Regions from separate parts of the Homo sapiens genome. Here region 1 is linked to region 2. A link is a loop called in an ENCODE intact Hi-C map of the cell type or tissue named here. Cell type or tissue: mammary epithelial cell. All regions are shown on one strand. Links, peaks and the distances in the headings refer to the core of each region. The heading gives the core; the rest is flanking DNA.

Region 1 (5,378 bases), core at 290-5,289, 170 kb before region 2:
ACCGCACCTGGCCCCAAACAAATTTTTAAATTAGCTGGGCATGATGGTGTGCACCTGTAGTCCCAGCTACTTGGAAGGCTGGGGTGGAAAAATCACTTGAGCCCAGGAGGCTGAGGTTGCAGTAAGCTGTGATCATGCCACTGCACTCCAGCCTGGGCAACAGAGCAGGACCCTGTCTCAAATAAATAAAATGAGACCTGAAATAATAAATACATGAAATATCAGGTCAGGGAGCTATTTCCCTGTAGTCCATCTCATTATCAAAGTTAAATTCCTGCTCCAGTTGACCAGAGCATGTGGACACAAAAGAGCAGCTTAGGTGGACTTGAGATACTACGTGTAAACGATTGCCATAAGATAGAGATCTCATTAAGACTCATTCTAAACACAGATGGCAGCTGTCTCTCTCTGGCTGGCTTGCTTGCTTTCTCCTCTAGTCCTGTTTGTCAAATTGGTTCCTTTAGGACTCCCAGTAAATGTTCTAATCTGTTTTAGTAACTTCCATGGCAACTTCTTCAGGTCAATTTCCCACACATATGCTGAACTTTCAGTCAAATATTCCAATTCTAAACATCTGTAGAGTGTCCTTATTTCATATTGAACATTGTATTTTTTGAAAAGGTACACTGATTTTAGAAGAGTAAATGGCTCTATATTCCTTGGTAGCTCATGTAATTAAATAGAAAAGAAACTGTAGCTGCAAGTGCTGTCAAATATGCATAACTGTCCAAGAAAACCCTGTCATGGCCTTTTGTTAAAATGAACAGGCACTTATATCATTCGTTTGGTTCATCAAAAATGCTTATCACAGGCCAGGCGCAGTGGCTCATGCCTGTAATCCCAGCATTTTGGGAGGTCAAGGCGGGAGGATCACCTACCAGCCTGGCCAACATGGCGAAATCCTGTCTCTACTAAAAATACAAAAGTTAGTCAGATATTGTGGTGCACAGCTATAATCCTAGCTACTAAGGAGGCTGAGGCAGGAGAATCACTTGAACCCAGGAGGCGGAGGTTGGAGTGAGCCACGATCACGCCACTGCACTCCAGCCTCGGCAACAGAGTAAGACTCCATCTCAAAAAAAAAAAAAAAAAAACAGACAGAAAAATAAAAGAAATGATTATCACGGTCTTGTCCAAATGAGGGCCACAAAAGCCATCACCTGTGTCTTTGGAATGGAGCTCATTTCAAATGAGCATATGATTATGCCAACAAAAGAATGGTGAGAAAGGAACTCTTGTACACCCATAAAGGAAAACATGCCCCAAGTGTTCTGGAAAATAATTCAACCATATATCTGAAACTCTTACCAAGAAAAGTTTTCTAACCTTTGACTCAATCATTTCACTGCTGGGAATCTATCTTTAAAAAATCATCAAAGGGCCAGGTGCGGTGGCTCATGCCTATAATCCCAACACTTTGGGAGGCTGAGGCGGGAGGATCGCCTGAAGTCAGGAGTTCAAGACCAGCCTGGCCAACATGGTAAAACCCTGTCTCTACTAAAAATACAAAAATTAGCCAGGTGTGGTGGTGTGCACCTGTAGTCCCAGCTACTCGGGAGGTTGAAATGGGAGAATTGGTTGAACCCAGGAGACAGAGGTTGCAGTGAGCCAAGATTACACCACTGCACTACAGCCTGAGTGACAGAGTGAGACTCCATCTCAAAAATAAATAAATAAATAAGTAAATAAAATGGCTCAAGGTTGAAGTGAGTGCTCTTTTGCCCGCCTTCTGCCTTCTGCCAGGGGAGGACACAGCATTAGTCCCTTCTGGTGGATGCAGCCGACATCAATCATGCTGCTGCCTTGGTCTTAGACTTCCCAGCCTCCAGAATTGCAAGAAATAAATTTCTGTTGTTTACAAATTATCCAGTCTGTAGTATTTTCTTACAGTAGCACAAAGGGACTAAGACTAAGACATGGCTTTATGAGTATATGATTATGCCAGCAAAAGAACGGTGAGAAAAGATTTCTTATACACCAATAGAGGAAAACATGCCCCAAGCATTCTGGAAAACAGTTTGGCCATATATCTGAAACTCTTACCCAGAAAGTTTTCTAGACTTTGAATTATTTCACTGCTGGGAATCTAATCTATCTTTCAAAAATCATCAAAGACGTAGGTTAATATTTATGTACAAGATGTTCACTGTAGAAAAAAAAAACAGAAATAACCTGTTTCCAGTAAATACATTGGGGTTTATTTATGACAGGTTATCCAGCTGCTGAAAGACAATGTATTTGTGGCATACTGCTAATGACAGATGAAACGTTTCTGATATAGGCAGGAAAAAATAGTAGGATTTTAAATACTGTATCCAGTCTTACCTAAATGCAATATGTAAAAAAATATGATACATATACACCAGAAACACATATGCTGGCAAATACGGTAGTTAAGAGCATGGGCTTTGGAAATAAACCGACCTGGTTCAAATTCCAGCTGTGCCGCTTTCCAGCTGTGTAACCTTGAGCAAGTTAGTTAACCTCTCTGTGCCTCAGAATGCTCACCTGGAAAATGGGGATAATAGTACCTACCTTACAGAGTTGAATGGACAGTAAATGAGACAATTCATGCAAATGCCTTGGCGCACAATGCCCAGCACATTGCAAGCACTCAATAACTACACGCCATTATTAGCATCATCAACACAGAGAACAAATGGGGAAGAAATGCACCAATATGCTAACAGGTATTATTTCTGGGTGGTAGAATTCCAGGACAGTTTAGCTTTCTCCTTTATAGTCTTCTCATTTTTCCAAATAATCTACAGTAAGTATTATGGAATCAGAAAGGGAAATCCATTATACAAAAAGAAAATCTGTTTAATTATTAGTATTTGCTACGTGCAACAGTGAATGCATACACGAAGGGAACACCGTGTGAGTCACAAAGTGAGCAATGCCTTTCACCCCATGTCTACTGGGAGCCTCAGTTCTCAGCAGCTGCCACCCTCCTGCAGAGGTCTCATTACTCACAGGCGCAGTTCCTTGGAAGCCATCCTCACCAGTGTTGGTCACCGGAAACTCGCCCTGCCAAATGTTGGCATAATGCTGGCCTTTGGGCTGCAGTTTGTTGCCCCAGGGGAAAAGTCTGTCAGAAGAGACACAGGCATCAGCCTGTCAAACAGGCACAGGTTTTGGATGAAAGTCAAGAGAAGGGATGCAATGAAAAAGAGAACATTGCTTGCTTGTTCTGAGTGAGCCAGTTAAAATATATATATAAATAAATAAAGCTTTTAATCAGGATTTATTTTCAATTTCCTTATAACTTCTCATGTCACGTCCACAACAGCCTCAGTCTTGCCCAGGTACTCAGGAGGCCTGAAATAAATCACAAAACTAAAAGAAGGACTTATAGAAAGCTGGGAGAGTAGACCTCATTTTGGACTTATATGGTAGTGTGATCAGGCACCACCACACCACACTTTTTTATAAAGCCTGGGCTATTTTAAGGAGCCTTTCCTAGAAGATGTGAACCCAACATGAGTTTTCTGTCTCATGGCTCTAGAAGCAGAGACATACCGCTGCTTCAGGAGATGCCTAAAATAAGAAAATGCTAAAAGCAGGGCAGTCTGCCAAGAAGTTCTAAGCAGTGATATGTAACTCAAGGGGGTTGAATTGCTAAGACTTGCTTTGGGGCTGGAGGGAGCCCACTTGGCCAGACACTTGGTTTAGGGGTGATAAAAGATTTGTGACCCATTCTCCAGTGTCTTCTAAGTAATTTCGTGGAAAAATAAGAAAAAGAATTATTGTCGTTATTAACTTTCTAACCAAAGTAAGTTCCATGGAGTTTTTTGTTGTTGTTTGTTTGTTCAAATGACCAACATATTGTCAGGCAAAATGAGATCCTCTAAATACCTATTATGCAGGCCTCCTCGACAGCTGTATTCCCACTCAGCTTCCGTGGGCAGCCGCTTCCCTGCCCAAGTGCAGTAGGCAACCGCATCATTCCAGGACACATGGAGAACTGGATGATCCGGCCTGGGGAAGAGCAAAAGTAGAATGAAAAGTGACACCAATCAGAACAAGAAGCAGGAGCTGGCTTCAGCAAAGCGCCCATAATCCCCCTCAGTTCAATCTGTGACACTGAGGTCATCCTGGTCCTTAAGTCAAACCCCAGCCATGCTACATCTGTCATGCTCCACCAACGGTTTCTGACAACCCAGGCTCCCAAATGGGTTACAGTTCCACTGGGAACTAGACTCAAAACATTTCTTCACTTTGTAGGCTCGGATTCCCACAGAATGTCATTGGTATGGCAGATGCGGAGATACTCCAGCTGCTAGGAGGGCCAGCAGGAGCTTTCAGCTCCTTTGGGGTTCAGCAGAGCTGACAGCCATCTCAGAGAAACCAGTGACTAACCAACCACAGCAGGGGCATACAGAGCCAGCCATTTCAGCCTACAGTGGCTCAACCTATGGGCCATATACACCCTAGAGGCCCCTGTGTTGGGTGGAGCTTGGTTGGACCTGCATTGTGGCTTTGACTTCTCCCTCTGCCCAGTCCTGCTCTGGCCCCTGCTTTCTACAGGTGTGGGGCCCTAACATTCTGCATCCTAAACTCTGTTTCAGCCTCTGTTTCCAGAGAACCCAACCTGTGACCCTTGGCTTTCAATTCTGTGTCTTTCTACTTTTCCTCTACAAGAGGCCGGTCTTTTTTTCCTGAGGGTATAAAGGGTGTGGAAGTTTGGGGAAAAAAAACTGAGAAAAAGGGGATAGACTCATTCACCCAGCACTAGATGGCTTTGGCTGAATTCCCTGCTCACTTTTTTAAAAGTGGGCTACAAATTCCTAGTCCATTCCTTATACACCTTTGAATTCCCCACAGTAATTACACCAGGCCTTTCATTTATTCTTTCAACAAACATCTACTGAGTACCTATCATGTGCCAGTCACTGTTTCCAGCACAGACAACAGAGGTACTCTTCTCAGAAGATCCATCGGTGTTGACTGCATGGATAACATACATTCCCCTTTTGGGTTTTCCTTCCTCCCTTAGCATTTTCCTCTGTTACTAAATTCAGGAAAGCAGATATTAACTGGGAGCTAAGAAGCCAAGTCCACCTGAGAAACCCAGGAATCCTATGACTTTCCACCTCGAAGCCTAATTGCAGCACAGCGGCTTCCAATTGAGGCTTTGAAAGATGTTTGACATTTGTCAAGGGGCTATATCCCTAAAGCTGAACTTCCTATACTCGCAGCTCCCCGACAATAAGGGCAATAACCAGGAATGTTGTTAAAAATAGAGACTTAAAAACTGCATCTGAAAAATTAGGTTAGGAGAGCAGGTTTCTTGGGCTGCTGAGATGCTGAGTCCTAACCCAAACCTTGCTCAATCTCCAGGGTTTAAAGTGTTACTCTATTTTTGCTTGAGATAA
Region 2 (5,378 bases), core at 162-5,161:
GTATGCACTCAGCCTGTTCTCCGGTGTGGGTGTGAAGATGGACATAGTCTTGTGTGCTTCTCTATTCTGCTGAGATTTGTGTTATCAGCTCCACACTTCAAGGACAAAAAAAGATCCAAGATGATGAGTGGTTGACCATGTTGCATGAAAAGGAAGTGGATAGAGAGGATTCATTCTGGAACAGACTAGCAATTGACTGGACAACGTATTCTTTCTAAGCCTCTTAACCCTTTGTATACATCTCTTTATGGCTGTGAAAGTGTCTTACCATCTGTTAGATTTTTTCTGGGAGATGATTAGCTTTCAGAAACCTAAATGACTCAAGGGAAGTGAAAGCAATACTAGACTTTCTAGAAAAATGTATGGAATGTGTTCTCCTTCTTCCAGCTCTGTGCGTGCTTCAGGGAAGCTGCTGCCTCTGCTTTAGTATGTCTGTGCTCTTTGGGCTGGTGGCACGTTGTCTGAGACCTGAAGAAGACAGTGGTGAAATCTAAATCAGAACCCTAGGCAGATTTTCCTTCTTTCTTTCTTTTCACCCACCAGCCTTTACTTTAGCAATCTTCCTCTCCAATATTTATTTAAAATTTTCTCAGCATGTACAAACTCTTGGCATATAGGAGAAGAAGAAGATTTCTAAAAAATCAAGCCATTTCTCCTATAAGGGAGATCTGCTACAACAGGAAATTGGATTTGGACCTTCTTTGGAAGCAAAAAAATACAGCTAAATAAACGTTTAAATGGAAGTGGTCTCATAAATATTTTCAGTTTCAAAAATGGAAATTCATTGTGTCACTTTATGATAATATCCATGTTATATCTGAACTTCATGCTCTAAAACTCTACAAATGTAGACTTGGGAAAAAAAAGTTAGCGTTTTTTCACTAACTTTTTTTTTTCTCACTAATCATAGCATGGACACCCGTTCCAGTTTGTGTTATGTGTTTCACAGGGAATGTTTAGCAGCTTCGTGGGTTTGAAACTTCCTGAAGGTTGTTGCAGGGGCTGGGATGAGTGCGTTACAGGCCTCTCCTTGGCAAAATGTTTTTCCGTTTGTAGTTTCTCAGCATTTTCTCTTCCCCTGTGCAATCCAGGCTAGTGGAATTGAGATACTCACATTTCTATCATCCAGCTGGCTAGTTTTAGGAAAGATACAGCTTGAGCCTGTTCCTCCTTGGCTTTTAGCTTTCACTTGCCTTATTTGGTAAAGCTGCGGGGTTCGTTATTCCTGGAAAGGGCTGTTTCACCAGTTTCAAGGACTATTTCCCACTTCCATCTAGTTCTGCGCTGGGAACTTGAGCTTGGTTGCAGCTCTGGGGTATCTGATTTGAACTGGGGCAGTTGCAGGATGGGGGTACCCTGAAGAATTCTCACCACCCATGGCTGGTGGTGATGTACCCCTCACTAATGAGATGTTTACACATCAGATACATAGTTCAATGTAAACTTCCCTTTGAAACTAGGTACTCACAAAAGATGCTGGCTTTTTTGCTTCGTCCAAGGGCCTGGAATGGGCATGGCTTTCTCGCTTTTCCCAGGGTCTTGGTATTTAGATTGCCTTTTCCCCAATTATCCTTTTCATTTCTGCATTCTTTCTATCTCTTTGGGGGCTTTTTCCTATCCCTTATAAGAAACACATAATTTTGCTCACGTTAAATTTGCACATCCTAAGTTTTAATGAAGCTCACAGTTTATTATTATCTTCAGTACCTCCTCTGATGTTGTTTATAGGGAAACTTATTCTTCTCATGTTCATTATGTATGAAGTCATGTTCTCAGCACCCACCTCACCCCCTTCTTGTCCCCCAAACCAACTGGAATCCAGAATCCTGACAACTTATCCTTCTCTGGTTCCTAAGTAGCATTGTTGTAAAAATAATTAGCCTAAGTTTTAAAGAGATGAGAAGATGTGGCTTATTCCTTGGAGCTTATATTCGTTTTGTGTCTTAGCCTAAAAACGAAGTTTACAGGCCCCCCAGTCCTCAGAAAGATAGTTATATTCTTTCTGATGAAAGGTGGGAACGGGGAAGCGGGGAGGAGAGGAGAGGAGAGGAAGTGAGGTTGATGTAAGTGAATCCTTCTCTCTTTGCCCAGAGAGTTAGTGGGTTTTTTTTTTTTTGTGAAAGGAAGTTGAATTTATTAAGAGTTTGGAGGGAGGGGGCCGAAGGAAACGTTTTTCCCTCCCAGAATGCGGAGGCTGCCACTCAGTGGGAGAATTAGTGAAGCTCCGGAACTCACTTTCATTTTCAAGAACCTGTTGGTGGAGGCTTTTTTTGTCTTTGGCTTTGCTTCTCCCTTCCAGCCCTGCCTGTCACAGAAAGACCCCCGTTCATCTCCCTTGCCCTGCAGTTCATTTCTGGAGTGTAGGTGTGAAGTTAAGGGACTGTCCCCATCATAGGAGATGAAGCAAATGAAGAGACAAAATGAAGCAAATGAAGAGGCAAATACAAGACATCTAGAAATCGACTGGGTGGAGGGAGTAAAGGAGAAAAACAGAAGGGTAGCTTTTGAATGTGAAACACCAGAATGAAAACTGACTTGCCCACTGTCAGAGTGTATTACTGGTCTACCCACGTCAGTGAGAGCTGGTGAGACCCACCCTCCGAGGGTCCTAACTGTGTGCGGCTGTTCCCTGCCCGGGCAGTTGTGTTGTCATCTTGATACTCAGTTCAGTCCTATACTCTTCTGGGTATTTGTTTCCTTTTAGAAAATAGCTAGCAAATTTGTGAAAATTCAAAGCAATATGCTAGGTATGTTATGAACCTATTTGCCTAATGCTGGGCCAAGCATAGAAACCCAACCAATTACCTCTCTATATAGAATATACAGAATGTTTTGATTTAACTGCCTTAAGTCATTCTGCACTAGAGAGTTCTGTCTCTCAGTTGGATTTAGTTACCTGTCCTTATCAGTCCTGGTACACAAAACTCTTTGTCATACTAATTATGATTACTACTACTACTAACATGCACTTTTATTTTTTATCTTATTTATTTATTTTGAGACAGAGTCTCACTCTGTCACCCAGGCTGGAGTGCAGTGGTACGATCCCAGCTCACTGCAAACTCCACCTCCCAGGTTCAAGCAGTTCTCCTGTCTCAGCCTCCCAAGTAGCTAGGATTACAGGTGTGCACCACCACGCCCGGCTAATTTTTGTATTTTTAGTAGAGACGGCATTTCAGCATGTTGGCCAGGCTGGTCTCGAACTCCTGACCTCAAGTGATCTACCTGCCTCAGCCTCCCAAAGTGCTAGGATTACAGGCATGAGCCACCGCACCCAGCCTAACATGCACTTTTTTTTTTAACTGTGTAATTCTTTTTTCTTTTATATTATACTTTAAGTTCTGGGTTACATGTGCAGAACGTGCAGTTTTGTTACATAGGTATTCACGTGCCATGGTGGCTTGCTGCACCCATCAACCTGTTACCTTCATTAGATATTTCTCCTAATGTTACCCCTCCCCTAGCCCCCCAGCCCCCTACAGGCCCCAGCATGTGATGATCCCCTCCTTGTGTCCATGTGTTCTCATTGTTCAATTCCCACTTATGAGTGAGAACATGTAGTGTTTGGTTTTCTGTCCTTGTGATAGTTTGCTGAGAATGATGGTTTCCAGCTTCATCCATATCCCTACAAAGGACATGAACTCATCTTTTTATGGCTGCATAGTATTCCATGGTGTATATGTGCCACATTTTCTTAATCCAGTCTATCACTGATGGACATTTGAGTTGGTTCCAAGTCTTTGCTATTGTGAATAGTGCCGCAATAAACATACATGGTAACATGCACTTTTAATACTTTTGTTGCACCTGTTCTGTTCTGAAAGCTTTACCCGTTTCTACCATACAGCAACACCATGAGGCTGGTGCTAGTCATATCCTTGGTTTACTATTGAGGAAAACTGAGGCTTAGAGGATTAACATGCCCACAGCAACATGGTTAGCTAGAAGTGTTAACCCTGGTAGTCTGACTCTAGAAACGGCCTAACTGCTTTGCTATGCTGCTTCTTACTGCTATTTAAGTCACTGTCTGGCGGCAAGTAGCCTTGAGTGCTTTTTTTTTTTTTTTTTTTTGAGACAAGGTCTTGCTCTGTCACCCAGGCTGGAGTGTAGTGGCACGATCATGGCTCCCTGCAGCTTTGACCTCCCTGGCTCAAGCCATCCTCCCACCTCAGCTTCCTGAGTAGCTGGGACTGCAGGCACTGTCCCCATGCCCAGCTAATTTTTTAATTTTCTGGAGAGATGAGGTCTCCCTGTGTTGCCCAGGCTGGATTTTTTTTTTTTTTTTAATACAACTAGTCTCTGGAGCTCGTGGTACAAGGACTACCTAGATTAAATGCATATTGGTTTGTTTGGTGATCACTGTTTCTTGCATGAGGCCAGATCTTTGCCCTGCTTTGTTGCTATGCTCTCTTTTAAACTTCCCTTCACTTGTTACCTTATTGTGGTTTTCTCTGACTCTTGTTCATACACCTCTTAGGTAGGTCTCCGACCTGCGGGTTCTCTAAGGCATTGATTCCCAAGCTTGATTGTACTGGGAATCACCCGGGAGATTCAAAAAATTATATTCCCTGGCTCCATCCTTGCAGTTGGTATAAGACTCGGGAATAAATATTTTTTACATTTCCCTGGAGATTTCGACGACCGGCTTGCTTTGCATTAAGGCAGAGTTTCTCAAACTTTGCAGGTGTACTGTGTGATCTTATTAAAATGCAGATTCCGAAACAGCCTGCTATCTGATCTGCACTGAGGCCCAAGGGCCTGCATTTCTAGCAAGCACCCAGTGCTGCTGATGCTGCTGGTTCACACTTCTCATGGTTTTTTTTTTTTTTTTTTTTGAGTCAGAATCTTGGTCTGTTGCCCAGGCTGGAGTGCAGTGGGGCAATCTTGGCTTACTGCAACCTCCACCTCCCGGGTTCAAGCAATTCTGCCTCAGCCTCCCCAGTAGCTGGGACTACAGGTGCATGCCACCATGCCCCGCTAATTTTTGTGTTTTTAGTAGAGACAGGGTTTCACCACGTTGGCCAGGATGGTCTCAAACTCCTGAGCACAGGTGATCTGTCTGCCTTGGCCTCCCAAAGTACTGGGATTACAGGCATGAGCCACCCTGCCCGGCCCACACTTCTCATTTTGAGTAGCTGGGGTCTGGACTGTGCATTTTGACTGTACTCTCTTACCCTTTCAGTCTATTTAGTGGATTGTGTCTCACACTGGCTGGAATTTGTGGCTTCCAACAACCTACTGGAGGTAATTGCCCACAGGATAAAGTGAGAAAAAGGAGCAAAATGGGAAGATACTGAAAGAGAAACTGTCTCAATTTGGGAAGGACTTGTTAAAAAGACAAGCATTGCTAATTAGTAGCTTAGTATCTAATCTTTGTC

Evidence for each region. A loop is a pair of places that touch in the nucleus more often than their neighbours do. Peaks named below come from ENCODE experiments on the same cell type or tissue, not always from the same donor. Only the 100,000 strongest peaks of a DNase experiment are listed, where the experiment ranks them.
Region 1: it touches region 2 in a loop (7-fold over the local background); 10 of 110 quality-filtered maps call a loop at or near these places.

Annotation. Positions count from the first base shown.
Region 1 is chr3:4,414,152-4,419,529 of GRCh38, forward strand. It overlaps SUMF1 (sulfatase modifying factor 1), which reads right to left. Exons shown (of 9, transcript NM_182760.4): 5 at 3,859-3,981; 6 at 2,977-3,091. It also overlaps the pseudogene MRPS10P2. Among named protein-coding and RNA genes, the nearest start is that of SUMF1, 50 kb to the right of the region's middle. In mammary epithelial cell, for the core only: a CTCF peak has its summit at 2,951; a DNase peak (open chromatin) is centred at 3,020; H3K27ac peaks cover 1,747 bases.
Region 2 is chr3:4,582,457-4,587,834 of GRCh38, forward strand. The region is part of intron 4 of ITPR1 (inositol 1,4,5-trisphosphate receptor type 1); the gene reads left to right. It overlaps LOC105376933 (a long non-coding RNA gene), which reads right to left and starts at 1,762. Exons shown (of 2, transcript XR_007095798.1): 1 at 1,115-1,762; 2 at 1-468. In mammary epithelial cell, for the core only: a CTCF peak has its summit at 2,211; no DNase peak of the experiment used is centred there; H3K4me3 peaks cover 736 bases; H3K27ac peaks cover 2,394 bases.